Linked DNA regions of Homo sapiens: region 1 is linked to region 2. Evidence: chromatin loops called from intact Hi-C (ENCODE). Cell type or tissue: HCT116. All regions are shown on one strand. Links, peaks and the distances in the headings refer to the core of each region. The heading gives the core; the rest is flanking DNA.

Region 1 (15,515 bases), core at 2,805-10,804, 1.2 Mb before region 2:
TGTTGTGTTCCCTTGGCCCTCTGAAGTTTTGCTGAAAAAGCAGCTCACAAAAGGCAGATTAATTTTTTTAACGCATTTCTTTTCCTTTTTGAGATAGGATCTCGCTATGTTGCCCAGGCTCTATTGCCCAGGCTAGAGTACAGTGGTGTGATCACAGCTCACTGCAGCCTCAGTCTCATGAGTATCTGGAACCACAGGCACATACCACCATGCTGGCTATTTTTTTAAAATTAATTTATGTAGAACTAGGGTCTCCCTATGTTGCCCAGGTTGGTCTCAAACTCCTGGGCTCTTGCCTCAGCCTCCCAAAGTGTTGGGATTACAGGCGTAAGCCTCTGTGCCCAGCTAAAGGGCAGATTTATTGAAGAAAACGCATACATATTTACTTAATGGGTATACACAGAAGCCTGCAGAATGAAGACCCAGGATACAGGGGAAACTGTCCTTTTTTTTTTTTTTTTTTTTTTTTTTTTTCAGAGTCTCGCTTTTTTTTTCGGAGTCTCGCTTTGTCCCCCAGGCTGGAATGCGGTGGCGTGATCTTGGCGCACTGCAAGCTCCGCCTCCCGGGTTCACACCATTCTCCTGCCTCAGCCTCCCAAGTAGCTGGGACTATAGGCGCCCACCACCACGCCTGGCTAATTTTTTGTATATTTAGTAGAGACGGGGTTTCACCATGTTAGCCAGGATGGTCTCGATCTCCTGACCTCGTGATCCACCCGTCTCAGCCTTCCAAAGTGCTGGGATTACAGGCATGAATCACCATGCCTGGCCAACTGTCCATTTTTATGCTTAGGTTCAACAAAGTATGGACAGCCGTGTGGAAATAGGATTGGACAAAAATGTATAATCTACTGCTAATAGAGTGGGGAAACCCAGCAAGGCCTGTTTGTCTAGATTCTTGTCTATCAGATTCTGTCTGTGCAGCATTCCGTCCTTCTGGGTACGGGGTGGAACCCCCTGTGGAATGGGGTTATATGACCTACAGTCAAACAAGGTAGGCCAGATCATGTCTTTACGGCCAGTTTTTGCACAGAAAGGCAGAGGAAAAATAGAGTGATATTTTTAGGCTTTATGGTTGTCTTCAGGGAATAAAAGAGGGTTCTGGTTTCTATGACCAGCCTTGGGAAGAGGGATTCTAGTGCCTATGGCTAGCCTCAGGGGAGAATGGGACTGAGAGACAGAAGAGCAGAAGAAGGTCAGAAGAAAACCTTTTACTTCTGGGGCCTTCATTTTGAAGTGTTGTTTTCTGAGCCCTAACAGTTAACTTCTCTTCGAACATTTTCTAGATTTTTAGAGAAGGAAATGTTACTGAGTGCTGGGCATTTTAACCTAAGGAACAGACTTTTGGGGTGTAGCCATTAGCTTATGCATCCCTAGTATAGAGACAGGTACGACTGGAGGGTTTGTTTAATTTTACGCAGTCATCCAAAGCTTGCTGAGTGTGTGTGAATATTTTGCACAGTTTGTTTTTCACCTCTGGCTTTACAACAGGTCAACATTCTTCCACCTGCCTCTGGTCCTTGTGCTCCCAACTGACATGTCTAAGCCACAATCACCTCACTGCATTAGTGCAATCAATGTCTACTCTTCCCTTCTCTACTCTTGCACTTCTGTATCCACCCCCAACAGGACTCCCCACTGTGCTCCTGCCTCTGATCTCCATTCTGGTCCTTGAGCACTGCAGTTTTTCCCAGCCTCAGCGCCTTTCCACTGACTGTTCCCTCTCCTAGCTCTTCACCAGGTGGCTTCTTTCATTCTTCAGTTCTCAGCTCACATCTTCAGAGAGGCCCCTGTCTTACTCACGTTCCCCTCGGAGCACCCTGAGACAAGCAAGCAGATGGCAGCAGGTGGCTTGGGAGGCACAGAAGGCAGTAGCAGGGGAAATCAGTGGCAAGAGGCACCAGCCACCACCGCAGGCCACCAAGCTTCATCCTGTGGGAAGCTCTGGGAAAGGCATAAAATGCTGCCTCTGGGTTACCCCTATGAGTGCTGAGGGACTTGAACATTTACATACCCCCTCCACTGGTACTGGATCCTTGGGGAGGGAGAGAGCACTTCTGATTGCTCCTCGTTATGCAGAAAGAGCAGTGGGAATATGCAAATACGGGCAGTTAGAAACAGTCCTGAAGAGTAGTTTTCAAACTTTAGTGTGCTCACAAACCCTGGGGATCTTGTTAAAATGCAGATTGGTTAAAGAGTTCTGTTAGGAGGCCTGAGATGCTGCGGCTCTTAGAAGCTCCCAGATGATGCCCTTGCTGATGTTCTGAGGATCACATTGTGAGGAGCAAGCAGCTGCCGTGCATGGCCAAGGGACGTCAGAGGGACAAGGAGGCCCCAGTGGTGTCTGCTCTGCCTTCCTCCATGCCCATCCTCAAGTAGGAATCTCCAGACCCCCAAATTTGTTTCTTTTGCATCACAAGTCACTGTCTGAAATGACTGTCTTTGTGGTTTGGGTGTCTTGTTTAGTGCTGGGCTTCTTTATTAGAACGTAAGTTTCATAAGGGCATCATCTTATTGTGAGTCATTTTCCCAGGGACTAGCACAGTGCCTGGTGCACAGAAGACTGCTCAGTAAATATTTGTTGGATGATTTGCTTTTCACAGATGATATTCTCATAAAGACACTTATATATGAAGTATATATTTACATATAAGAAATGTTAGGGGCTCCTCCCCTGAGAAATGTTCTATGATTAACACAAATGATGTGGCAAATACCAAATGCCACATTTAGTTATTCTTTCTGAAGGTTTTTATGTTCTCTCTTAAGGCTATAATAAAATGTCAGTATTTAAGTTGCTCATGGTGCTCCATTACCTGTTGCAAATGTGAGTATAATTATGCTTTCTTTCTCACATCAGCAGTTTCCCAGCCATAGGGGCTCTTATCCTTCAAACCCTGCCACTTGTCTAGTTGGCTTCCAGGCGTTTTTCTTGCTGCAAGGTGGTAGTGTGTGGAGGGATCTGACATATAACGGGACATGCCTTGACAGCAGTTTCTTCTTTCCACCTAGTCCCTGCCAGGCAGATGGATGGGTGGCCATAGGAAATACACCTCCCTCTGTTCATCTCTTCTTCATTTTAGTGCCAGCAAAGCTGTGGTTCCCAGCGTAGTACTCAATGATCACTCACTGCCTCTCTTCCTCTGTTATTAAGTGTTCATTGGGAGCCTAGTATGTCCAGGCACTCTTACTCCTGCTTTGGCTACAGGAGTGAACAAGGCAGACAAGAATCCTTGCCCTGATAGAGCTCAGTTTGTATTAGAGGGATACAGGTGATGATCCAGATAAGGAAGTAAGGTATAGAATACCAGATTAGTGGTCAATGCTATGGAGAAGATAAAGCAAGGAAGGAAGGTGAGGAGGCAGGGGAAGGTATTATACTGGTGCAGAGAGCCATGGAAAATGGGGGCTCCCCTAGGGTCTGAGCTTCCTCTGGAAACAGGAATGAAAGGCATAGAGTGATTAGGCCTCACTGTCTCAAGGCAGAGAGTGAAGGAAAGGCAGTGAAGGTTGGGTTGGGGAAATGGTTGAGGGTCTTGGGGAAAAACACATGGAATCTCTCTTGGCTCTTGCTGATGGAGGTATTACAAAGGCAAAGGGCAAACTTCTTCGCCCTCCAAAGGTTCGCTGATAATCAACCAACGAAAGGCAGATTCATGGAAAAAAAGGCATACAAATGAATTAATGTGCATGGGAGCCTAAAGAATGAAGACCCAAAGATACAGGGGAAATTGTCCATTTTTATGCTTAGGTTCAACAAACTATGGACGGCCGTGTGGAAATAGGATTGAACAAAAAGTGTGAGATCTAATGCTAATAGACGGAGTGGGGAAACCGAGCAAGGCCTGTCTGTCTAGATTCTTCTTGGCCTCTCTGAGCAGCATTCCTTCCTTCTCAGTATGGGGCAGGACACTCTCTGGAATGGAGGTCTTACAATCTATAATCAAACAAGATAGATCAGATAATTTCTGTATGGTCAATTATTACACAGAAAGGTGGGGGAAAAGTTTGAGCAATATTTTTAGGTCCTATGGCTGGCTTTGGGGAAAAGTGGTTCTGGTTTTTTGATCCACCTTGGGGGAGGAGAGATTCTAGCTTCTATTGCTAGCCTCAGGATAGAATTGAGGGGTCAGAGATAGCAGGCCAAGAGAACGTCAGAGAGAAACTTTTGGAAGAGAAGCTTCTGGGCTGCTTCTGAAGCTTTCATTTTGGGGTATCATTTTAGCCCCAATAGTATAATAGAATTCTTTATTTTTTTTAAATTTTATGTGTGTATTTAAAAAAAAAATCAGCGATATACTTACATGGGTCAACATTTAAAAAGTACAAAAGGATATCTAACCAAAACAATAAACTCCCACCTTTATCCTCTAGGATCTCAGTTCCCCTTCTCGGATGTAACTTTCTAAACAGTTTCTGTATTTTTTCAAGACATTTTGCTCATATACACGGAAACACACACACACACTACATACACACATATATATGTGAATATCTGTAAGCCTATCTATATAAATATCCATAGAATATGTGTATATCATATATATACATGCACGTATGTATATTTGTACATGTATGCATGTATTAAATCAAGTTTAGCCTAAAGCTGCCTCCTTACATATTTAAGTTCAGCCTAAAGATTTTTCTGTACGTCATGAACTATAACAAGTGGAGGTATAAACCAACCATAACACACAACTGTACCAATCGCTGAGTTTCAGCCAATCAAATGTAGCCAACGTTATTTGAACCATGTTCAAACAAGGCAAACACGGAGCTGTAACCAAACCAGTTGTTTCTGTATCTCACTTCCATTTTCTGTATATCACTTTCCTTTTGCTGTCCATAAATCTTCCACCATGTGGCTGCACTGGAGTCTCTCTGAATCTTCGGTGATTCTGGGGGCTGCCCGATTTGCAAATCATTCATTGCTCAATTAAACTCCTTTAAATTTAACTCGGCTGAAGTTTTTCTTTTGACACGTGTGTGTGTATATATACACACACACATAAATATACGTATATGTATATATACATCTATATACATGTATATATATACATGTATATATACACATATATGTGTATATATATTTTAAATTTAAGATTATTTAGGAAGCTCTCATGTTATGAGGAGTCTGTTGGTTGCTGGATTCTTTCCACTGTAGGTAACACTTCCACAAATCAAATAAGGCTTTAGTAGGTTGCCTGTCTATTTCAATTTTAGGAACACCATGATCAGTTAGGCAATATCAGAGATATCTGCAGGGCAAAAACATTCTGAAAAATGCTTTAGCTTTTCTTCCCATTATGGTAGCTATGTCCATCTTGTGATTAAAGGCATAGACTGAAAAATCTAGAAGCAAATCCTAGTTGGATATCTATACTAATTTCCCATTACTGCTATAATGAATTATCATAAACTTAGTGGTTTGAAAATACAGTTTTATTACCTTACAGTTCTTTGTGTCAAAAGTCTGAAATGGTTTTTAATGGGCTGAGGTCAAGGTATCAGCAGGGCTGTGCTACCTCATGAGGCTCTAGGGAAAAATCCATTTCCTTACCTTTTCCAGCTTCTAGACGGTGCCTCCATCCCTTGGCTTAAGGTGCCTTCCTCCATCTTCAAAGCTGGAAATGTAGCATTTTCATTCATTCTCAGTCTGTCTACCTATCCCCCTTCCTTCTGTCACCTCTTCTTTCATCATAATGTGTCTTCTCTGACTCTGACCCAACCGCCTTCCTCTTATAAAAGCTCTTGTGATTACATTTGACGCACTAGGATAATCCAGAATAATCTTCCCATCTCGAGATCCTTAACACATCTGCAAACCGTTTACCCATGTGATGTAACATATTCACAGATTCTGGGGATTAGAACGGGGACATCTTTGGGGAGCCACTATTCACCTTATCAAAGGTAGTGTTAGAGAAACTTACTTAACTTCTAGGAGTCTGTTTCCTCATCTACAAAATTTTCATAAAAACAAAGCCTCTTCCCAGCAGATGGCAGTAGCAACTGTCCTCCCACTCCAGTTGTGACAGGGTTCCTTGGCTGGGGCCTGGGTAGGGGAATTACCAAAGGTTGAAAACAACTGCTGTAGTGATTACTGTATGCATCCTCAACTTAACACCCCAATTTATCACAAGAATCAATTAGTATTTCGCTTCTTTGCAAACAATGTAAAAACTTTGCACAAAAAATTCCACTAATCTCTCTCTAGTTCGTTGTGCTATTGATGTCACATATTTTATTTCTGTCTATATTATAAACCACTAAACTTTATTGTGTTTTGCTTTGGCTTTTTTGTTTGTTTTTGTTTTTGTTTTTTTGTTTTGAGACAGGTTCTTGCTCTGTTGCCCAAGCTGGAGTGCACTGGCACAATCTCAGCTCACTGCAACCTCCATCTCCCAGGCTCAAGCCATCCTCTCACCTCAGCATCCTGAGTAGCTCGGACTACAGGTGTGCACCACCACACCCAGTTAATTTTTGTATTTTTCATACAGATGGGGTTTCACCATGTTTCTCAGGCTGATCTTGAACTACTGAGCTCAAGCAATCCACCTGCGTCGACCTCCTAAAATGATAAGATTACAGGTGTGAGCCACTGTGCCTGGCCTGTGGTTTCTAATAGTCAATAATTTTGAAAATTTAAAGTATTCTTTTATGTTTATGCACATATTTGACCTTTTTTGACATTGTTCATTCCTTCCTGCAGATCTTTGCTTTCATCTTGAGTTATTTTCTTTTAGCTTCAAAAGCTGGTGACATATTTTCTCACCTTTTGTTTTTTTAAACATCTCTATATGCACTTCATTTATAGAATTCTGTTTTTCTTTCTTTCAGCACTTTGAAGATGTCAATTCCATTGTCTTTTGTCTTCTATTGTTTCTCTCTTTTTTTTTTTTTTTTTTGAGACAGGATCTTGCTATGTTGCTCAGACTGGACGTGAATTCTTCAGCTCAAGCAATTCTCCTGCCTCAGCCTCCCAGGTAGCTGGAACTACAGGTGCACACCATTATACCCAGCTGTCACCCATTGTTTTCTGATGAAAGTCAGCCATGATTTTCATTGTTGTTCTGCTAAATATAATCTATTTTCTATGTCTACATTTAATAATTTATTTTATGTGTGCATCTTAAAATTTTTCCTATATTTTTGATTTTCAACCAGTTTGTGATGACCTGGATAAAATGACTGATGCTGTTTTCTCTGCTGTGTCCATTCTGCTTTAGCTCTATAAATACATTTTTAATTTCATGCACAGTAGATTTTTTTTTTCAGTTCTGGAATTTTCACTTTGTTCTATTTTAGCAGTTTTATCTTTTGAAATTGTCATTCTTTTTATCCATTTTGTCAATCTTATCCTCAAATTTCTTTAATATATTTCAATAGTTATTTTAAAGTCTTTGCTTATTCCGATATTTGAACCATTAGTGGATCTGCTACTGTTCAGTTTTTTTTCCTTTTAATTAGGAGTACATCCCGCTTCTTCACTTATTTCATAGCTGTTTATTGCCTGCCAGAAATTGTATAATTAAAAATAAAACCCTACAGCCCTTGGTATAAATACTGTCTTCTATCTTATTCTTTTTTAACTTTTAAATATATATATATATATAATTTTTTAAAAAATTATACTTTAAGTTCTGGGATACATGTGTAGAATGTACAGGTTTGTTACATAGGTATACATGTGCCATGGTAGTTTGCTGTGCCTATGAACCCGTCATCTAGGTTTTAAGCCCTGCACGCATTAGGTATTTGTCCTAATGCTCTCCCTCCCCTTGCCTCCAACCCCCTGGCGATAGGCCCTGGTCTATGATGTTCCCATCTCTGTGTCCATGTGTTCTCATTGTTCAACTCCCACTTATGAGTGAGAACATGCGGTGTTTGGTTTTCTGTTCCTGTGTTAGTTTGCTGAGAATGATGGCTTCCAGCTTCATCCATGTCCCTGCAAAGGACATGAACTCTATTTTTAAAATATGAAAGGCTTCATGAGTTTGTGTCATCCTTGTGCAGGGGCCATGGTAATCTTCTGTGTCTTGTTCAAATTTTAGTATATGTGCTGCCAAAGTGAGCACAATACTATCTTCTAAAAGGGAGGGTGTGTTCTTTTGTCTGTAAGTTAGGGAAATGGGTCAATCTTTATAATCCAGAAAGAATTTGAGCTGATTTGTGGCTGGGATACAGCTTTAGTAAGCTTTATTTCACCTGTGTTTTCACATGTATTTAGGGCTAACTGGGTCTGTACTGTATATATTATAAACTACTCTCTCTAGTAGGACCTTGGGATCTAATCACCAGAAGACTACAGAGTTCTCTCTCTCTGCTTTTCCAGTTCCATTTTCATACCATTTCCACACACTCACCAAAAGTTTCATGGGGGAAAACTCAGCAGGTAAGAAGAACAAGTTCTTTGCATTTGAAACTCCTACAGACTTCAATCCATTTATACTAGCCCACAAGGTCTGCAGGCTTTCCTGTATCATAGCAGAGTTCCAGAGACTGTGATAAGCCCAGTCTTCCACCAGCCCCTGTGGAAATTCAGCAGAAGAGAATTTCGCCACTGATACCTGCTCAGCTAGAAATACCTTATCCTCCCCTGTAATTGAATTTTGGATCATTTTTGATCTGCAACCCTCCAATCTCTTAAATATGGGGGAGATGGGCAAGCTGATCCAGTAATTTTTGTGGTTTATCTAGTGGGAGAAATGGTCCATCAAGACCTTCTACATATTATCTGAAGGCTGGAAGTTCTTAACTTTTAAATATTTTAAGATCTCTAATGATGTCCCTTTTTAATTTCTGAAAATTTTAAGTATAGTTTTCTCACATTTCTTTTAATGAATCTTGATAGGTGTTTATCTGTTTTATTAATCTCCAAAAATACCAATTTTTAAATTGTATGTTTTTTATTTTTTTCCTCTTTAACATTTCCTTCTACTTTTTCGCATGTAATTTATTGTACTTTTTTAGCTTTTTAGGAGATTATTAAATAATTTTTTCAGTTTTTTTCCAAAGTGTGTGTTTGATTTTATAAATTTCTCTGTCAGCACTATTTTATCTACATTGCACAAATTCTGATAGCTATACTCAGTTCAAAATATTTTCTAATTTGCTCTGTTATTTCTTCTCTGACTTCAGGGTAATTTAGAAAACAATTCCTTAATTTATAAACATTTGGTGATTTTCTGTTTATCTCTTGGTTACTGATTTCTAACTTAGTTCCACTATGGTCAGAGTACTGATTCTGGCTTCATGGCCCATTTTGGTAAATGTATCATGTGCATTTGAAAAGAATGTGTGTTCTGCAGCTGTTTGGTATAGTGTTCTATATACATACCAGTTAGGGCAAATTGGTTAATTGGATTGTTCAAAAATACATCTTTTTATTTTTCTTTTTTTCTTTATTAAATTTTTTTTATTATTATACTTTAGGTTCTAGGGTACATGTGCACACTGTGCAGGTTTGATACATAGGTATACATGTGCCAGGTTGGTTTGCTGCACCCATAAACTCATTTACATTAGGTGTTTCTCCTAATGTTATCCCTCCCCTAGCCCCCTAACCCCCGACAGGCCCCAGTATGTGATGTTCCCCACCCTGTGTCCAAGTGATCTCATTGTTCAGTTCCCACCGATGAGTGAGAACATGCAGCCTTTGGTTTTCTGTCCTTGTATAATTTGCTGAGAATGATGGTTTCCAGCTTCATCCATGTCCCTGCAAAGGACATGAACTCATCCTTTTATGTGGCTGCATAGTATTCCACAGTGTATATGTGCCACATTTTCTTAATCCACTCTATCATTGATGGACATTTGGGTTTTTGTTTGTTTTTTTTTTTGCTATTTTCTTTGCTATTGCTAATACTGTCTTCTATTTTATTTTTTAACTTTTAAATATATATATATATAATTTTTTAAACAATTATACTTTAAGTTCTGGGATACATGTGCAGAATGTGCAGGTTTTGTTACATAGGTATACATGTGCCATGGTGGTTTGCTGTGCCTATCAACCTGTCATCTAGGTTTTAAGTTGCAATAAACACACATGTGCATGTGTCTTTATAGTAGCATGATTTATAATCCTTTGGGTAGATACCCAGTAATGGGATTCCTGGGTCAAATGGTATTTCTAGTTCTGGATCTTTGAGGAATCACCACACTGTCTTCCACAATGGTTGAACAAATTTACACTCCCACCAACAGTGTAAAAGGGTTCCTATTTCTCCATGTCCTCTCCAGCATCTGTTGTTTCCTGACTTTTTAATGATCGCCATTCTAACGGGGGTGAGATAGTATCTCATTGTGGTTTTGATTTGCATTTCTCTGATGACCAGTGATGATGAGCATTTTTTCATGTGTCTCCTGGCTGTATAAATGTCTTCTTTTGAAAAATGTCTGTTCATATCCTTTGCCCACTTTTTGATGGGGTTGTTTGTTTTTTTCTTGTAAATTTGTTTGACTTCTTTGTAGATTCTGGATATTAGCCCTTTGTCAGATGGGTAGATTGCAAACATTTTCTCCCATTCTGTAGGTTGCCTGTTCACTCTGATGGTAGTTTCTTTTGCTGTGCAGAAGCTCTTAGTTTAATTAGATCGCATTTGTCTATTTTGGCTTTTGTTGCCATTGCTTTCGGTGTTTCAGTCATGAAGTCCTTGCCCAAGCCTATGTGCTGAATGGTAATGCCTAGGTTTTCTTCTAGGGTTTTTATGGTTTTAGGTCTAACATTTAAGTCTTTAATCCATCTTGAATTAATTTTTGTATAAGGTGTAAGGAAGGGATCCAGTTTCAGCTTTCTACTATAGCTAGCCAGTTTTCCCAGCACCATTAATAAAATAGGGAATCCTTTCCCCATTTCTTGTTTTTGTCAGGTTTGTCAAAGATCAGATGGTTGTAGATGTGTGGTGTTATTTCCGTGGCCTCTATTCTGTTACATTGGTCTATCTCTCTGTTTTGGTACCAGTACCATGCTGTTTTGGCTACTGTAGCCTTGAAGTATAGTTTGAAGTCAGGTAGCATAATGCCTCCAGCTTTGTTCTTTTTGCTTAGGATTATCTTGGCAATGCGGGCTCTATTTTAGTTCCCTATGAACTTTAAAGTAGTTTTTTCCAATTCTGTGAAGAAAGTCATTGGTAGCTTAATGGGGATGGCATTGAATCTATAAATTACGTTAGGTACTATGGACATTTTCATGATATTGCTTCTTCCTATCCATGAGCATGGAATATTCTTCCGTTTGTTTGTGTCCTATTTTATTTCATTGAGCAGTGGTTTGTAGTTCTCCTTGAAGAGGTCCTTCACATCCCTTGTAAGTTGCTTTCTTAGGTATTTTATTCTCTTTGGAGCAATTGTGAATGGGAGTTCACTCACGGTTTGGCTCTCTGTTTGTCTGTTAATGGTGTATAGGAATGCTTGTGATTTTTGCACATTGATTTTGTATCCTGAGACTTTGCTGAAGTTGCTTATCAGCTTAGGGGGATTTTGGGCTGAGACGATGGGGTTTTCTAAGTATACAATCATGTCATCTGCAAACAGGGACAATTTGACTTCCTCTTTTCCTAATTGAATACCCTTTATTTCTTTCTCCTGCCTGATTGCCTTGGCCAGAACTTCCAGCACTATGTTGAATAGGAGTGGTGAGAGAGGGCATCCCAATTTTGTGCCAGTTTTCAAAGGGAATGCTTCCAGTTTTTGCCCATTCAGTATGATATTGGCTGTGAGTTTGTAAAAAATAACTCTTATTATTTTGAGATACATTCCATCAATACCTAGTTTATTGAGAGGTTTTTTTTTTTTGAGATGGAGTCTCACTCTGTCACCCAGGCTGGAGTGCAGTGGTGCAATCTCAGCTCACCGTAAGCTCCGCCTCCTGGGTTCACACCATTCTCCTGCATCAGCCTCCCAAGTAGCTGGGACTACAGTTGCCCGCCACCGTGCCCGGCTAATATTTTGTATTTTTGGTATAGAAGGGGTTTCACCGTTTTAGCCAGGATTGTTTCAAACTCCTGACCTCGTGATTTGCCTGCCTTGGCCTCCCAAAGTGCTGGGATTACAAGCATGAGCCACCACGCCTGGCCTATTGAGAGTTTCTAGCATGAAGTACTGTTGAATTTTGTTGAATGCCTTTCCTGCATCTATTGAGATAATCATTTGGTTTTTGTCATTGGTTCTTTTTATGTGATGGATTATATTTATTGATTTGGGTATGTTGAACCAGCCCTGCATCCCAGGGATGAAGCCCACTTGATCATGGTGGATAAGCTTTTTGATGTGCTGCTGGATTTGGTTTGCCAGTATTTTATTGAGGATTTCCACATCCATGTTCATCAGGGATATTCATCTAAAATTCTCTTTTTTTGTTGTGTCTCTGCCAGGCTTTGGTATCAGGATGATGTTGGCCTCATAAAATGAGTTAGAGAAGATTCCCTCTTTTTCTGTTCACTGGAATAGTTTCAGAAGGAATGGTACCAGTTCCTCTTTGTACCTCTGGTAGAATTTGGCTGTGAATCCATCTGGTCCTGGAGTTTTTTTGGTTGGTAGGCTATTAATTGTTGCCTCAGTTTCAGAGCCTGTTATTGGTCTATTCAGAGATTCAACTTCTTCCTGGTTTAGTCTTGGGAAGGTGTATGTGTCCAGGAATTTATTCATTTCTTCTAGATTTTCTAGTTTATTTGCATAGAAGCATTTATAGAATTCTCTGATGGTAGTTTGTATTTCTGTGGGATTGGTGGTGATACCCCTTTATCATTTATTGCATCTATTCTTCTCTCTTTTCTTCTTTATTAGTCTTGCTAACAGTCTATCAATTTCATTGATCTTTTCAAAAAAACAGCTCCTAGATTCATTGATTTTTTTGAAGGGTTTTTTGTGTCTCCCTCTCTTTCAGTTCTGTTCTGATCTTAGTTATTTCTTGCCTTCTGCTAGCTTTTGAATGTGTTTGCTCTTGCTTCTCTAGTTCTTTTAATTGTGATGTTAGGGTGTCAATTTTAGATCTTTCCTGTTTTCTCTTGTGGGCATTTAGTGCTATAAATTTCCCTCTACACACTACTTTAAATGTGCCCCAGAGATTCTGGTACGTTGTGTCTTTGTTCTCATTGGTTTCAAAGAACATCTTTTATTTCTGCCTTCATTTCGTTATTTACCCAGTAGTCATTCAGGAACAAGGTGTTCAGTTTCCATGTAGTTGTACCGTTTTGAGTGAATTTCTTAATCCTGAGTTCTAATTTGATTGCACTGTGGTCTGAGAGACAGTTTGTTGTGATTTCTATTATTTTACATTTGCTGAGGAGTGCTTTACTTCCAATTATGTGGTCAATTTTAGAATAAGTGTGATGTGGTGCTGAGAAGAGTGTATATTCTGTTGATTTGGGGTGGAGAGTTCTGTAGATTTCTATTAGGTCTGCTTGTTGCAGAGCTGAGTTCAGGTCCTGTGTATCCTTGTTAACCTTCTGTCTCCTTGATCTGTCTAATATTGACAGTGGGGTGTTAAAGTCTCCTATAATTATTGTGTGGGAGTCTAAGTCCCTTTGTAGGTCTCTAAGGACTTGCTTTATGAATCTGGGTGCTCCTGTATTGGGTGCATATATATTTAGGATAGTTAGCTCTTCTTGTTGACTTGATCACTTTACCATTATGTAATGGCCTTGTTTGTCTCTTGATCTTTGGTGGTTTAAAGTCTGTTTTATCAGAGACTAGGATTGCAACCCCTGCTTTTTTTGCTTTCCATTTGCTTGGTGGATCTTCCTCCATCCCTTTATTTTGAGCCTACGTGTGTCTCTGCACGTGAGATGGGTCTCCTGAATACAGCACACAGATGGGTCTTGACTCTTTCTCCAATTTGCCAGTCTGTGTCTTTTAATTGGGGCATTTAGCCCATTTACATTTAAGGTTAATATTGTTATGTGTGAATTTGATCCTGTCATTATGATGTTCGCTGGTTATTTTGCCCATTAATTGATGCAGTTTCTTCATAGCATCGATGGTCTTTACAATTTGCCATGTTTTTGCAGTGGCTGGTATGGGTTGTTTCTTTCCATGTTTAGTGCTTCCTTCAGGAGCTCTTGTAAGGCAGGCCTGGTGGTGACAAAATCTCTCAGCATTTGCTTGTCTGTAAAGGATTTTATTTTTCCTTCACTTATGAAGCTTAGTTTGTCTGGATATGAAATTCTGGGTTGAAAATTCTTTTCTTTTTTTGAGACGGAGTCTCGCTCTGTCTCCCAGGCTGCAGTGTAGTGGTGCAATCTCAGCTCACTGAAAGCTCCACCTCCTGGATTCACGCCATTCTCCTGCCTCAGCCTCCCAAGTAGCTTGGACTACAGGTGCCCGCCACCATGCCCGGCTAATTTTCTTTTTGTATTTTTAGTAGAGACAGGGTTTCACCGTGTTAGCCAGGATGGTCTCGATCTCCTGACCTCATGATCCGCCCACCTTGGCCTCCCAAATTGCTGGGATTACAGGCGTAAGCCACCGCGCCTGGCAAAAATTCTTTTCTTTAAGGATGTTGAATATTGGCCCCCACTGTCTTCTGGCTTGTGGGGTTTCTGCTGAGAGATCTGCTGTTAGTCTGATGGGCTTCCGTTTGTGGGTAACTCGACCTTTCTCTCTGGCTGCCTTAACACTTTTTTCTTCATTTCAACCTTGGTGAATCTGACGATTATGTGTCTTGGGGTTGCTCTTCTTAAGGAGTATCTTTGTGGTGTTCTCTGTATTTCCTGAATTTGAATGTTGGCCTGCCTTGTGATGCTGGGGATGTTCTCCTGGACAGTATCCTGAAGAGTGTTTTCAAACTTGGTTCCATTCTCCCATCACTTTCAGGTACACCAATCAAATGTAGGTTTGGTCTTTTCACATAGTCCCATATTTCTTGGAGGCTTTGTTCATTTCTTTTTATTCTTTTTTCTCTTACCTTGTTTTCTTGCTGTATTTCATTAATTTGATCTTCAATCACTGATACCCTTTCTTCTACTTGATCGAATCGGCTATTGAATCTTGTGCATGCGTCATGAAGTTCTCGTGCTGTGTTTTTCAGCTCCATCAGGTCATTTAAGGTCTTTACGCTGTTTATTCTAGTTAGCCTTTCATCTAATCTTTTTTTAAGGTTTTTAGCTTCCCCACGATGGGTTTGAACATCCTCATTTAGCTCGGAGAAGTTTGTTATTACCAACCTTCTGAAGTCTACTTGTGTCAGCTCATCAAAGTCATTCTCCATCCAGCTTTGTTCCGTTGCTGGCGAGGAGCTGCAATCTTTTGAAGGAGAAGAGGTACTCTGGTTTTTTAGAATTTTCAGCTTTTCCTCTCTGGTTTCTCCCCATCTTTGTGGTTTTATCTACCTTTGGTCTTTGATGTTGGTGACCTACAGATGGAGTTTTGGTGTAGATGACCTTTTTGTTGATGTTGATGCTATTCCTTTCTGTTTGTTAGTTTTCCTTCTAACAGTCAGGTCCCTCAGCTACTGGTCTGTTGGAGTTTGCTGGAGTTCCATTCCAGACCCTGTTTGCCTGGGTATCACCAGC
Region 2 (15,515 bases), core at 2,546-10,545:
CAAATGGACAGAGGGCTAGTTCAGGTGACACTGATACCCTTCCTGACCTAGCGTCCTCAGTGGATCTGAATGGAAAGAACCCTTTCTAAATCCCTATCTTAAAGATCTGGAGCAGGGTTTTTTTATTGTTGTTCATTTCAGTTGTGAGAAAATACAAAATACAGTGTTTTTTCAAACCCTGTGGAAGGTAAGGTGAAGAGGGGTCACCCCAAAGCTCTACATCCTCTTGTGAAATACATCTTTCTCATCTATAGCAGGATGATTCTCAGAATGAGCATCTTACAAAAATTTAGGATGAGAAATCTCAGGATCAGACTCCCTGCTCATCTGACTATAATTCAGAGTCAGTATAATTTGAGCATTAAAAGAAATATGACCTTATTTTGTTCTCATAGGTTGCTGGGGTCTGGAGACACTGAAATGCTTAGAATTATAAAATATTAGCATTAGAAAGACCCTAAATGTGTCAGAGACAGGAAAATTGAGGATCGCAAGAGGAAGAGAGCCATCCAACATCACATGGTTGCATAGTGCCAGATGCAAAATTCACTCATTCATTCAACCTTTTAAGTATTTTTTAAAGCATCTACCACAGGGCTAGTTCTTGATGAAAAACAGATAAATTCAATTCAAAAAACATTTATGAAATTCCTACTATCAGCCTGGCACTATAGTGGATATGGGGGACATATCAAGATAAATAAGATGCAGACTTTCTCTTGAGGTGTTCACTGTCTAGTGGAGAAGGGGCAAATTCATAAGGAAAAACCATTGTATAGTGTGATAAATGCCACTCTCAATGAATGCATATAATGGGATCACATCATACATTTAACTTACATTTAAAAAGTCATTCCCTTTATTTATAATAAAAAACAAATCTAACAACACAGATTAGTTTACTTGAGGCAGTTTATTATTAAAATGGAATGTAATAAACCATGCAAACAATCAGGAACACTTTAAAATCTATGTCATTAGTTATTTGGGAAATGATAATAAAGCCACAATGAGATACTACTACACACCTCTTAGAATGTCTAAAATTCTAAGACATGACTGACCATATCAAGCATTGGTAAACAGGTAGAGGAACTGGTATTCTCATACCCTGCTGGTGGGATTAAGTAGTAAAAACGCTTTGTAGAACAGTTTAGAAAACATGCTTACTCCATTTGATTAAAAAAGTTAAATATGGGCTGAGTGCAGTGGCTCATATCTGTAATCCCAGTGCTTTGGAGGGCCAAAAAGGGGAGGATAGTCTGAGGCCAGGAAGTTCAAGACCAGCCTGGGCAACACAGCAAAAACCTGTCTCTACAAAAATAAAATTAGCTGGATGTGATTGCATGCACCTGTAGTACCAGCTACTTGGGAGGCTGAGCAGGAGGACTGCTTGAGCCCAGCAGTTTGAGGTTACAGTGAGCCATGATCCTGCCATTGCACTCCAGCCTGGCCAAAAGAGCAAGTCCCTGTCTCCAAAAAAAAGAAAAAAGTTAAATGTATACCCACCATGTGACTCCTAGGTCTTTATCCAAGAGACAAGAAAGTCAAGATTCATCATTCAAATACTTATATTATACATGAATGTTCACAGCAGCTTTCTGTGTAATCACCCCAAACTGGAAACTACCCAAATATTTATCAACAGGTGAATGGATAGCCAAATGATCACACATCCACACAATGGAATACCACTCAACAATAAAGAGGAATCAACTAGTGAGATACACAACAAAACAGATGAATCTCAAAATAATTATGGTGAGTAAAAGAAGCCAGAAAAACAGCATATGATTCCATCTTCACACAGTTCTAGAAAATGGAAAGTAGCCGTGGTGTTAAAATGCAGATCAGTGGTGACCTGGTGAGCCGTGGGTGGGGTGTGGTGGCAGGAAGGAGGAATTTCAAAGGGGCACAGGGAACCTTTAGGGGATGATGATTTCACAGGTATATTTTTATGTCAAAACTTCTCAGAGTATACACTTTATGCTCAGCTTATCAATAAAGCTGATTAAAAATAAAGACACAATAATAAGTCCTAGGATACCATGTTAAAAAAAAAAAAAAAAACAAAGAAGATCAAGGGGTTTGGAGTTACAGAACCTGACCCAGGGTGGGCTCCCAGCTCAAAACACACCAGCTGTGTGAGCAAGCTCGAGTCTCCCAACTTTTCTGAAATCCTTTTCTTATCTAGCAAATGGGGACAATAATTCTTGTCCTACTATTTTATGGGATGATAATGAGGAGCTATTAGAGGAACAAGCGCAAAAGGGCTTTGTAAAATTTTAAAACATTACACACTGAGTGGTGGCTGTCCTCATTGGCACAGGACTCGCTTATCCCCAGTAGCAGGAAATCTCTCTGATGACCGGTCAGAGGAAAGATGACAGGAGGGCAGAGAGGAAAAAACACATCTACAGGGACCAATGAAGCCACAGCAAAGAGAGGTGCGTTTGATGACAGAAGGAAGGATGGAGGGAAAGGAGCCAGGGAGAGCTGAAACAGCAGCAAGGAGAATTGCAGGTCAGATTCTGCGGGGCTGGAGACCAAGGGGAGGCCGGTGCTGCCACAACAGAGGAAAGAGTGAACCCAATAGATAAGGGAAACAAAAGCAGAGGGCAGAGCCTGGGCTCAGACTAGGACAAAAGAACTCCTGGGAACACAGGCTCGTGAACACAGACTCTGCCTCCCTCCCTGCTGCCAGACTGATCTTCAGTCAACTCAGTCACCCACTTACTCTTGGGAGGAACAAAACCAATCCTGACCAGGGCCACCCCCAGGCCTGGCTTCTGCTACTCCCCCAGCCTCGTCACCTACCACTTCCCCCAGCATTGTGCACACTGCTCTTCTCTCAGCAGGGACCACGGAGACGCAACGCAGGGTCTTCCCTCAGCTGAGACTGCCCTGCTCTCCCCCGTTTGCCTAAACCTCTACTGGTGCATCAGATCTTAGGTCAGCTGTTGCTTTTTTAGGAAAGCCTGTCTTGGCCTTCTAAACCAAATCAGATTCCCCCATGATGCCCTTTCACAGTACCTGACACTGTTCCTCTGCCAACATATCATTGTTGTATTTACATTGTTTCTTGGGATGACTCAGTCAGGGTCTGTCTCTCCCACCAAACTGCAGCCTCCATGGGGACAGACAGCATGTCAGCTTTTGCTCTCTGTTGCAATCCACGCATCTATTACAGACGCAAAACAGGTGATGAATAAAGGCATAAATCAGTCTTGTGAGAAAGACTTTATTTGAAACCTTAAGAAATAAAGAATGAATGATATGTGTACGTATGAGACTAGTCTACAAGGCATAATCTATGATGTGGACATTTTTATTATCCCCATTTTACAGATGAGAACACTGAGGTTCAGAGAGGTAAAGTCACTTGCCTAACAGCACACTGCTCATAAGTGGCACAACCAGGAGGTGACCTGTGTCCTCCTGACTCCAAGGCCTGACCTCTTAATCAGCCCTTTTCCTCTAATTTTAAAAGAAAGGTTGATCCCTAAAACCCTGTCCAGCTCTGCCTTTCCCTGATCCTATAATCTCAAGAAAATTAGCTGGCGATCCCCCAACAAGATAGCCCCCACTTGCAGTCTGCATTAACCTTTCAGATCTCAGAGGCACCTGCCAACATGCCCCTCCAGGAACGACACACTCTTCCACTCCTGAGCTGAGAACTGAGAAGAATTACAATCCAATTGACTCCGCAGGCTAAAAGAAGCACATGTTTAGCTTGCATCAGCAGTGCTGACTCTAAATTAATATTTTGACATCAATCTTCATCCACCATGTGGCAGCTCAGAGCTGTGTCCTCCCTGGGTAAGCCTGGGGCAGCCGGCTCCAGGGAGCGGGCAGGGTCAGAGGAGCCCCGACCCCCTGAAGTCTAATAAAATTGCTTTGCCACATAGGAAACTGCTGCTCAAAGAGAGCCTCTCCTTTCAAGTACACAGGCTGTCCCCATCCCTGATTCCTGAGTCTTCAGGGGAGGTGGTGTAAATGGAAAATTTCCCCCACAGTCAGAATTGGTTGGAGAGTGGTCAGTCATTCGGACATTTGTTAATAATTTATGGAGGTCTACCAGCCACCCAACATATATATCAGATTTGCATCTTTTTACATGTTTATTTTTACTTTTTTTTTCTTTTTCTTTTTTCTGTCGGGGGGTGGGTGGTGGCGGTGAGGAGAATGTCTCACTTTGTTGCCTAGGCTGGAATTCAGTGGCATGATCACAGTTCACTGCAGCCTCAACCTCCTGGGCTCAAGCAATCCTCCCACCTCAGCCTCCCAAGCAACTGGGACCACAGGTGTGCACCACTGCACCTGGCTAATTTCTAAATTTTTTGTAGAGACAGGGTCTCCCTATGTTGCCCAGGCTGGTCTTGAACTCCTGGGTTCAAGTGATTCTCCTACCTTGGCCTCCCATAGTGTTGGGATTACAGGTGTGAGCCACTATGCCTGGCCCAATTTGCATATTGTCATGGCCACAGGAAGATCTAGTTTTAGTCTAGTGTCTGTGGAATGGGATGGGAAATCTAGGTAACAAAATCTATTAAGTGTCTCCCATGTACCAGTCATCCCTGTCTCAATGGATTCTCACAATAATCCATCTGGGTAAATATTATTATCCTCATTTTATTGACAATAAAACAGTCTAAGAGAGGTTAAGCTACTCAAAGCCATGCAGGTAGAACAGGCAGGATTAGATTTAAATCCAGGTTTGTCTGGTGCCAGGTCTACCTAATGTCTAATGTCTATGGGTTTAATAACCAACAGTTGGAACAAAGAGTCTAACACAAATTTTACAAAGAAATAAAAATTCAGTTATATCTAGACATACATTTAGTGAATCACATTTGTGAAAAGGATACTATTAGACCAGTGCCATTCAGAGAATGATTCACAGATTGATGCCAGTCCATGACCTGCTGGTTACCAACCTACTGTGGTAAGTTTAAAACTAGGAGAAACCATTGAGAGACTTGGATAACAAGTTGACGTGGGCATAACATCCAAGAATGTGATCATATAATTCATTGTTAATGTATTTTGTAGAACTACTGATCCATAATAGATAGGAAATACAATTTCTAAGTGTTCCTTCTCTACAAACAGCTTCTGCACAGCACCGAACTAGATGAAATTGGGTCTGTGGGTGTGGTATCATTTGAGGTATACTACAGTGAGTACTTTATCAAGTTCAAGGGTGAAGCCTCTTACAGACTCACCATTGTCAATCATATTCCAGCTTTTCCATGCTGTGTGACCTTGGGGAAACTTCTCAAGTTCTCTCTGTAGAGAGAGATAATAATGGTGCTAAACTCCTAGGATTACTGTGTGAATCAAAAGAAAGTATCTACGTGAAGTACTTAGTACAATATCAGGCACAAAGCAGTCACTCAATAAATGCTAACTGCTGCATTTATTGAGTGTTTACATTAAGCCAAGATAAGTTGCTGATTATTATTATTATCACTTGTCTTTTATTGACATCTGTTTTGTCATTAGAATGTATTCCTTTGGGTTATACTAGTAGCCTTATTTTGAAAACAAAATATCCCCTCCCATCCCCTGCCCCAAAAGAAAGGTATTTAATCATATCAACTCATTTACCACTAAGGCAGTGATAAGTGGGGAAAGAGAAGATAAAGAAAATGAGAAAGACCCTAAGGGCTCATGGGGATAGGGCAATGCTGGGGATAGCCTGTGAAAAATAATCTTGGTAAGGGAGGATCTTGAAATATGAAATTCTGGAGACATGAAAGCCAGGGATGAGGCTAGGTGGCATTTTGGGAGCATTCTCTTGAAGAAGGCAGAGGAGAACAGACATTCAAATGAGTAGCACAGAGCATAGTTAAGAACCAGAAACCTGGAGCCAGACTGCCTGGCTTTAAATCTTGTCTTTTCCATTTAGTAGCTGTGTGACCTTGGACAAGTTACATTTCCCTGCTGTGCCCCAATTTTTCCACCTGTAAAATGAAATAAAAATAGTACTAACCTCATAGGGTGTGAGAAGTCAATGGAAGTATGTGCGTATATATACACACTTGTTCTTACACTGTGTCACAAATTAACAGCAGGAAGTTTGGAGAGAGCCGTCTATGGTTAGAATGTTCTGTTACCACTACTACTAATGACATTAATTATAGCAAATACTCTATAGCTCTCACTAGGTGTCAGGCACATATACATATACATATTTACACACCTACGTACATACACACCACACACACACACATATACATATGAACCACAACATTATCACCCTAAAAATGCATTGCAGATCATGCCAAAAATATTCAGGGCTCCCTGACGACTTGCAGGACAAAGCCTAAACTCTAGATGAATACTATGATCCAACTCTGATTAAATTTGAGGCCACTGGAGGCAAGTGATTTATCTACATTTTAAACGGGAATCAAAGATAATTTTTAATCAAAGTCTGGTTTTATTTTAATCGGAAGCTATTTTTAAAAGACTAAAAGGCTAAAACTCCAATGCAGGAATTTCAGGAATCTTATGAAGGGAAAGGAAGATATTTTGGAATGGTGAGGAAAGAGGGGACTTACTGTTGCCTCTCAAACCATACTAGTATCTTCTGCCTGCTTGTAAGGTGGGCTCCAACCAGAAGATTGTGGTGGTGTCCTTAACCCCAATTTGTCAATACAATCACACCCCCAACCCAGTCACTTGGTGACCCCTGCTGGCAACCCCTGGGTAATACACAAGTGGTGCAGGTGGTTCATGAGCCCTCCTGGGAGAGTATTTTTGACCCAGTAATATGCCTTTGGGTACCCATTGCCCAGATCTTGCTTGCTTTTTCTATGATTTTCCAGTAAAAAAGAAGCACGGCCCCATGGAGAAATGGCTGATCCCATGATTCCAGGGAAAACACATGATGAGCCTGGAGCACCTTGCAGTGTCTTAAAGATATGCTAAAAACAAAAACTGCCTGCACCCTGCACCCCCATGTTTATTATATCACTTTTCACAGTGGCCAGGATATGGAGTTGGCCTAGATGTCCATGGACGGATGAACGGTTGAAGATTGTCTTGTATATGCACAGTGGAATACTGTTTAGCCATAAGAAAGGAGCCCTGTTGTTTGCAGGAGCATGATGGAACTGGATGGAGGTCAATATGTTGAGTGAGATGGGCTGGGCAAAGAAAGACAAATATCACATGGTCTCACTCATATGTGGGAGATAACAAATTGATTTCATGGAAGTAGGGACTGAAGTAGTGGCTGCCAGAGTCTAGGAAGTGGAGGGGGGTGGTGAAGAGAGGTTGGCTAATGGACACAAGCAACCAGTTAGAAAGCAGTAGTAAGTTCTAGTGTTGAATAGCACAGTAGGGTGACTACTACAGTTAATAATGAATTAAAGTTTATTTCCAAATAGCTGGAAGAAAAGATTTGAAATGTTTCCAACACAAATACATGATAAATGTTTGAGGTGATGGGTAAGCTAAATACTCAGATTTGATCATTATATCTTATATGTATCAAAAATAGCATATGTGTCCCATGAATATATACAATTATTATGTATCAATTAAAAGGGGGGAAATAGCATAAAATAAAATGAGAAGAAAAAATTTCAGAAATCATAGAACATTATCTCTGGCCCCACCACCAGTACCCTATGTGCAACTTTTGGTAGTATGAAACTTTTTTGTTTTTGAGAAATCTTCAAAGAATTAGATTCCAGAAGCTTCCCTCAGTAGTTCTTTCTAGCATTAAAGCTCAGGCTGTGTCTAAACCTAGCTGAATTCAATTGAAAACTCATATTTATTTAGGAAACAAACCCCCATACATAGCATGGGTGCCAGTATTTCATGTAAAAAATGTTCATCCATAAACATAAAGTACTTCTACTTTTAAAACAAAAGAAAAAGAATGGAGACATGTCAAAGAGATTCAGAATCCAACCTGATAGAGCTCCTAATGTCCAAAGCTGGAAGAATTTGAACCCAAAATAAGTAACATGGTGTTGGATTATAACACAAGTATAAAATAAATATAATGATTCATGCTGATATAAATAAAAGATTGAGTTAATGAACAAGAAGTAAATAAGAAGGGGAAAAACTTCCTTATAGAAAAATTTCAAATAATATAGGTATATATTATTATTAAGCTCTAGGAAGTAAAGCTTAATCTCTCACCTTCTTTGACTATAGGCTGAACTTGGTGACTTGTATTCAAAGAAAAGAGTATGGAAAGGGGAAAAAATAGTAACTTTGCTGTGGAGAAATCTGGTAAATACCACCATAACAAAATGATCGAGGTTAACATCACCAGCAAAGAGTTATGTTAATATTTTGTACCCCCTGATGTGATATGATGAGAAGGGCACTTCATCTCTGTGGCATTCTTCCCCAGAATCATTACCCTAGTCTAATCGTGAGGAAAGCATCAGACAAACACATACTGAGGGCCACGTTACAAAAATGTAAAACTGACCAGTATTCCTCAAAATGGCCAAGGTCAAGTAAAACAAGGAAAGATTGAGAAACCATTATAGACCAGAGGAGGCTGGGGAGAGACATTACTACTAAATGCAATGTGGCATCCTTGGTTCTCTCCTGGGCCAGAAAAAGAACAGTAGTGGAGAAATCTGGTAAAATCTGAATAAAGGCCTGAGTTTAGTTAAAGGTATATAATGATGTTGACAAATTTACCATGGCAAGGTGAGATTCTAACACTAGGGGTAACTGGGTGAGGCATATACAGAAACTCCTTCTGTTATATTTGCAAATTTTCTGTAAACCTAAAATTATTCCAAAATTTAAAATATATATATATATATATATATATTGTGTAATAGCTATTGAGGAGGCTCAGAGCAAGAGAATTCAGTCTCCTGGGTGCTGGGAGATTTCTGAATAGACTACCAGGTAACTCATCAGGACCTTGTCTCTGTCTGGAGAGTGAGGGCCTGGGTGGGGAACCAGCAATGTTACAACAGGCTGGCCATGAATCCATGAAAGCACCTACCCAGCCAGTCAGCTCATGAGAGGAAGCAGAAGCTTCATATGCTCTCTGGTGGGCTGACCCACAGTCCTTCCACAAGAAAAAGAAAAAGCTTATCAATGTGTACTTGTGCTAAAAGACCATAGCAAATGGTCCTATTTTCTTCTTTATTTTATAGAATTTTTCACAATATGGAATCTCAACGTGTTTCCCAATAGCCTAGTATTCAAGGGGGGAAAGAAAGAAGGGAAAGGGGGAGTGCCAGGAGAATCATATTATAATTTAATGAGACATGACTTTCCAAGATGGCACAATGGCAATACTATTTTTGCCATTGACCCCTCTTCACTGGTCAAACAAAAACATTGTCCATTAGAAATCAGACATATAAATAGATATCTTATTTGACCTATTGTTAGCATTTGACACAGTTGATAACTCATTCCTCCTTAATACATTTTCTTCATTGGCCTTCAGGACAATATGGTGTCTTGGTTTTTCTTCTATTTCACTGGTCAGTCCCCAGTCTCATTTGCTGTTCCTTTCTCCTCTCACCAACATTTAAACTAGGGCTTAAACCTGTTTCTCTTATCTTTCTACAGTCACTTCCTTGGTGATATCCAGTCTCATTGGCATCTAGATGCTAAAATGTTCCCGAATTTGTTTCTTCATCCCAGATGTCTCTCCTGAACTCCAGACTCACATTCCAAATGTTTACTGGACATCTCTACTTGGATGTCTATCAGAATTCTCAAACCATACATATCCAAAATGGAACTACCAATCTTCCTCATTGCCCCAGCCCCCACCCAAATTCCTGTTCCACTCACAGCTTTCCCATCATGGCAACTCGATTTTTCCAGTTGTTTGAGCCACAAATTTTGCAGTTATCTTTGACTTTTCTCATTCTCTCACAACTCATAGGAAATCTTGTTGGTTCTTCCTTCTAAATACCTAGAATCTAACCACTTCTAACTGCCATGGCTGCCACCCTCGTCTGGTCTGAGCCACCATCACCTGTTGCCTGAATGACTGCGACAACTCCTTACTGATGTCCCTGATTTGCCCCTCCTAGAGTCAACTCTCAGCCAGCAGCTAGGATATGTTAGATTATGCCTCTTCTTTGCGCAAAACCCTGTAATGGCTCCCCATTTCACTCAGAGTAGAAGCAGAAGTGCTTACAAGACCCCATGCGATCTGCTCTTGGGATCTTGGGTGCCTCTCTGTCCTCTAGTCCCTCCCTCCCTGGCTCACTCTGCTCCATCCATGTTATCCTCCTCGATGTTCCTCAAGCTTCCCCTAGGGCTTTTATGTGGGCTATTCTCCCTGCCTATAACTCTTTTCCTGCAGATATACACACAGAGAACTTCTAGTCTTGGCTCAAATTGTAGGGTTACTAGATAAAAATAAAGGACACCCATTGAAATTTGAATTTCAGATAAATAGTGACATGGACATGCAATCTTGAACATACTATGTATACTAAAAATTGTGATTTATCTAAAATTGAAATTTAACTAGTATCCAGCACTTTTGTTTGCTAAATCTGGCAATTCTACTCAAATATCATCTTATCAATGATGCCTATCTCCATCTTCCTCTCTAAAATCCTACTTACCCTTCTCACACTCGCTTTGCCCTTTTTTTGATATACAACCTAACATGTTATACAGTTTACCTATTTATCACCTTAATCTTCTGTTTCCCTACACTGTCATGTAAAGATTCAGAGAAGGAAACATTCATTGATATAACCCAAACACCTAATACATGGCAGGCACATAGTAGGTGCTCAATAAAAACTTGTTGGACACATAAATATCTTAAGGGATTAAGAGTTATTGCGCTTCTGCATCCCAGCAAATATTGTAGTAGGTGCTTGGGATCCTCGCAATAACCTTGCAGTACATGTTATCTTTTTTCCACAGTCAAGGCTCAGGGAGGTTTGGTAATGTCTCAAGGTCACACAGCTAGTAAGTTGCAGTTCTAGGAGATAAATGCAGTTCTGCCAAACTCAGCAAGCCATTCTACTTTAGCTGTGCTGGGAAAGGATCAGGCAGATCTCGTCAAGGGGAAGTTACTTATTTATTTATTTTTGGTGAGAATTTATACATCCTTTGGTGAGAACCAAGGATGCCACATTGCATTTAGTAGTAATGTCTCTCCCCAGCCTCCTCTGGTCTATAATGGTTTCTCAATCTTTCCTTGTTTTACTTGACCTTGGCCATTTTGAGGAATACTGGTCAGTTTTACATTTTTGTAACGTGGCCCTCAGTATGTGTTTGTCTGATGCTTTCCTCACGATTAGACTAGGGTAATGATTCTGGGGAAGAATGCCACAGAGATGAAGTGCCCTTCTCATCATATCACATCAGGGGGTACAAAATATTAACATAACTCTTTGCTGGTGATGTTAACCTCGATCATTTTGTTATGGTGGTATTTACCAGATTTCTCCACAGCAAAGTTACTATTTTTTCCCCTTTCCATACTCTTTTCTTTGAATACAAGTCACCAAGTTCAGCCTATAGTCAAAGAAGGTGAGAGATTAAGCTTTACTTCCTAGAGCTTAATAATAATATATACCTATATTATTTGAAATTTTTCTATAAGGAAGTTTTTCCCCTTCTTATTTACTTCTTGTTCATTAACTCAATCTTTTATTTATATCAGCATGAATCATTATATTTATTTTATACTTGTGTTATAATCCAACACCATGTTACTTATTTTGGGTTCAAATTCTTCCAGCTTTGGACATTAGGAGCTCTATCAGGTTGGATTCTAAATCTCTTTGACATGTCTCCATTCTTTTTCTTTAACTCTTTAACAAGAGTTCCATTTGGTGTGTGGAGCCCATTTAATTTGAGAAAATGATCCTCAGATGACTGTTCTTGGTTTGCACTAAATGTCATTTTGCAGATGTATGGGACAGAATGCAAGTGATTGCTCTCCACAGCTCTGTGGGCTCTTGTCCTATATCAAAACGGTTTTGATTCACTCGCCTTCTCTCATGTTCAAAGCACACATTTGTTAAATTGTTTCAAGATGTCTCCAAGGTACAATTTTGTTTTTATAGTTACTGTCATCCCAAACTATTTAATGTTAATTTCTTACAACCTACTCCACTGTCAGCTTGCCTCATTGTTGATATTTATTTCCCAGCTAAATGTGCATTTATTTGTTGACATTTTTATTAAATTAGACCATAGTAAATCTGTCAGTGTTTATATCTTCTTTCCCTTTGTGCTCAAGAATTCAAAGTAAGTTGATGTGTTTATTAACTGGCTGACCAGTTGCCCTGAGCAACAATAAAGGGTAAGTGCTGTGATGTTAAACTATGGCAGGGGGTTGGGGGAACCCTAAAACCCCCTGTGATGTCTTGGCACATCTTGAGGTCCAGGACTGCTTCTGATGCCTTTGAATAAGGACCTCCAGAGAGATGGTCAAAGAAGACATCACTGTCCATCCTGTGCATCACTGAGAACTTGAAAAGGAGCATGGGATACCAAGAGAAACCTTGAAGAGTGCATAGGGAGCCTAAGAAATGACCTCTGTCTCCTGTTGCCTGATCAGAAAGTGTAATAGAATGATAAAGAACACAGGCTTGGATGTCAGACAGATCAGAGCTTGCCAGCTTGCTATCTAAGTTTGGGTAAGCTACTTAAATTCTCTAAGCCTGAAATATCTTATTTATATATTGGAGTTAATTATAATATCAACCACATAGAGTAATTATAAAGACCTAATGAGATAAGACACATATATGTTTAACATCATGCCTAACATAATGTAACTGCTCAAAAAATAGTGAGTGACTGCCATTATTATTTTCTTGCTTCGCTATAGAGTCCATTTTCTTCCCCTACCTAGTTCTGTCTGATTTCTGCTGCCATCCTGTATTACATTTGCCTATCCTGAATTACCTGCACGGGAGCAGTGATTCAGAATTATGACTTAGCCAAGTCAAACTTGGATTGCCTTCTTTCAAATTCAGGCCAAGATGCTTCCAGTTCACTTAAGAGAAATCTAGCAGCATAGAGTACTAGAATGAGCCCAAGCTTTGATGACAGAGGACCTCCCTCACAGGCCCTAGTGATTTTTTCAGAGTTGCAACAGCTTAAGCAAGCCAGATCAATTTCCCAGAAACTCAGTGTGCTAATCCATAAAGTGGGGACAATATCTTATCAGCCTGCTACCTCCCATGTAATCACTTAGTAAGCTGCAAAGTTTAGACAGATATTCATGAATATCTTTTTCAGCAATTTAGGCTTTATGGGAAATGAGGGAAGAGAAATTTTTGTTGGATCCAAATTGAAGGTATAAATGAAGAGGACAATGATTATGTTCTGTAGTTACTGGGATGATCTTGGCTGGCTATGAATTTGGGAGGCAGTAGAATGAATTGATAGTGTCCTGGGGACTTTGCAGACTTATGTCACGTTATTAGGTACATCTTCAAATCTGATGCAGGATGAAAAATACAGTTTGCTATGAGTGGCTTCTAGGAATTTGGTTTTACTTTAATTTTCTACTAACTAAACAATATAATGCCCAATCAAAAGTTATATAGAATTAATGCAGCTAAAGAAGCATGTTATTGCTCCATCAAATGCACCATATTACTCTACCTAGTACCAACAATGAGAATATAATTGATTTAATAAGAGATTAGCTTCCTTAGATGTATCTAAGGTTTCAGCCATTGCCCAGCAAATTATCTGCTTAAAAACACATGTGCCAATATTAAGTCCTGAAACCTAAACTGTATAAAAGAGTTATGTAAAACAAGTATGAAGGGAAAGGAAACTGCAATAAAAGGCTTTGAGAGGCAGTGTAACATACCAGAAAGAAGACTGGATTCAGAATAAAAAGTCTTGCTGCACAAAACCTCATATAAGCCCTGACACTTGGTTTATTCATGCATAAAAAGGGCACTATCTACTTCTGGGGCTATTGCATGGATCAAGTATATATTATATGAGAAAGTGTTTTGGGAAATCCAAAGTGGTACACACATGTAAGAAGCTGTGGAAACAATGAAATAAATTAAAAAGTCAAGACCTTGGTTGAGAGGATTTCCAACCCTCCATTCTTTCCTAGAGGTGGCCCCCCAGCACAGTGAAAATAGCCCTGAAGTTAGGGTCAAAAACCAGATATGAGGTCCATGTTCACTAATTAATGGGTATATGTTTTTAATCTCTCCTTGAGGGCAGGAGTTCTTCCTACAGAAAATGGAGACAACTCTTTCTTACTTCACAAGGTTTTGGTAAACTACATTGATATAAAGTATGAAAAACATATTTTGTAGAGTGCAAAGCACTACAAAATAAAAGCAAATATCTTCAGTAACATTGTATTTTTTTATAGAATCCAGTGGAAAACTACTTTATCTTTTCTTTTTCCTTTTGATATTGTCTTCATTCATCCCCCTCCACCCCGTTTTCCCTAGAATTTAACTCTACTAGAAATTTATTGTAATTTGTGCATAAAAGCAAACTATTAGTGAGCACATGAAATTAATGTGTCTTGCATTGACTGTGGGGGTCATTTTGATTGTCCATAACAACTTGATGAGCCTTTCTAAGATATACTCCATTTTTCCAAACTTCTCAAAGCTGATTTTTTTCTACCTCACCAGTCCCCATTGATCGCCTTATTACTAAAGTTACTAGCTTCTCTCTTGGAATCAAAGCTACACTTCTTACCATGACCTGCCAGCCCCACACAGAAAGCCCTGCCTCTTCCCTGGTCTCACTTCCCATCCCACTCTTCTTCTCCAGGCAATCTGCCCTTCCTTATCTATCCTTCCAACACATCATACATGTTCCTTCTCAGGGCCTTTATATCCAATGACATTCTCCTGCACCTGTAACACACTTCTATAGATTTTTCACTGGCCTGCTTCCATTCCCTCCTCCAGTCTCAACTCAGATATCACCTCTTTGGCAGGGCTTTCTTTGGTCACAGTGTACAATAGCCCCAGGACTCCAGTCTCTCTGTGCTATGTTGCTTCATTTCAGTCTTCTTTCAACTCTACACAATCCAAGTCAGTGGTTCTCAGCCAAAGGCAACAGTGTCACCTTAGGGGAGGTTTGGAAATGTGTGTGGACAGCTTTGATTGACGTTTAGTATCACTTAGCCTCATCCACTGGCTGCCAGGATGACAGTTAATGGATGCGGCTGCGTGACCGTGATGTCTGGGTGGATGTGCACATGGAGAACCATCCCCCCACAAAATGCTGAAAAATACTGATTGACTTTCCTATTATGTGTTGCCCCCATTTTGAATGTAACCTTCTGTATTAGTTTCCTATTGCTGCTATGACAAATTACCACAAACTTAGCGGCTTAAAACAACACAAATGTATTATTTACAGTTCTGGAGGTCAGAAGTCTAAAATCAACAGGCCTGTGTTCCTTCTGGGCACTTCCGGGAAGAATCCAATTCCTTGCCTTTTTCAGCTTTTAGGAGCCATCTACATCACTTCGGTCATGACCTCTTCCTCAAATCATTCTAATATCTTTGCTTCCATTGTCATTT

The links. Peaks named below come from ENCODE experiments on the same cell type or tissue, not always from the same donor. Only the 100,000 strongest peaks of a DNase experiment are listed, where the experiment ranks them.
Region 1: it touches region 2 in a loop (11-fold over the local background); 27 of 110 quality-filtered maps call a loop at or near these places.

The regions. Positions count from the first base shown.
Region 1 is chr5:156,806,693-156,822,207 of GRCh38, reverse strand. It overlaps the pseudogene RNU6-556P. Among named protein-coding and RNA genes, the nearest start is that of PPP1R2B, 36 kb to the left of the region's middle. In HCT116, for the core only: a CTCF peak has its summit at 6,007 (motif pointing right); a DNase peak (open chromatin) is centred at 6,021.
Region 2 is chr5:155,608,168-155,623,682 of GRCh38, reverse strand. No RefSeq gene overlaps it. Among named protein-coding and RNA genes, the nearest start is that of KIF4B, 600 kb to the right of the region's middle. In HCT116, for the core only: a CTCF peak has its summit at 6,704 (motif pointing left); a DNase peak (open chromatin) is centred at 6,682.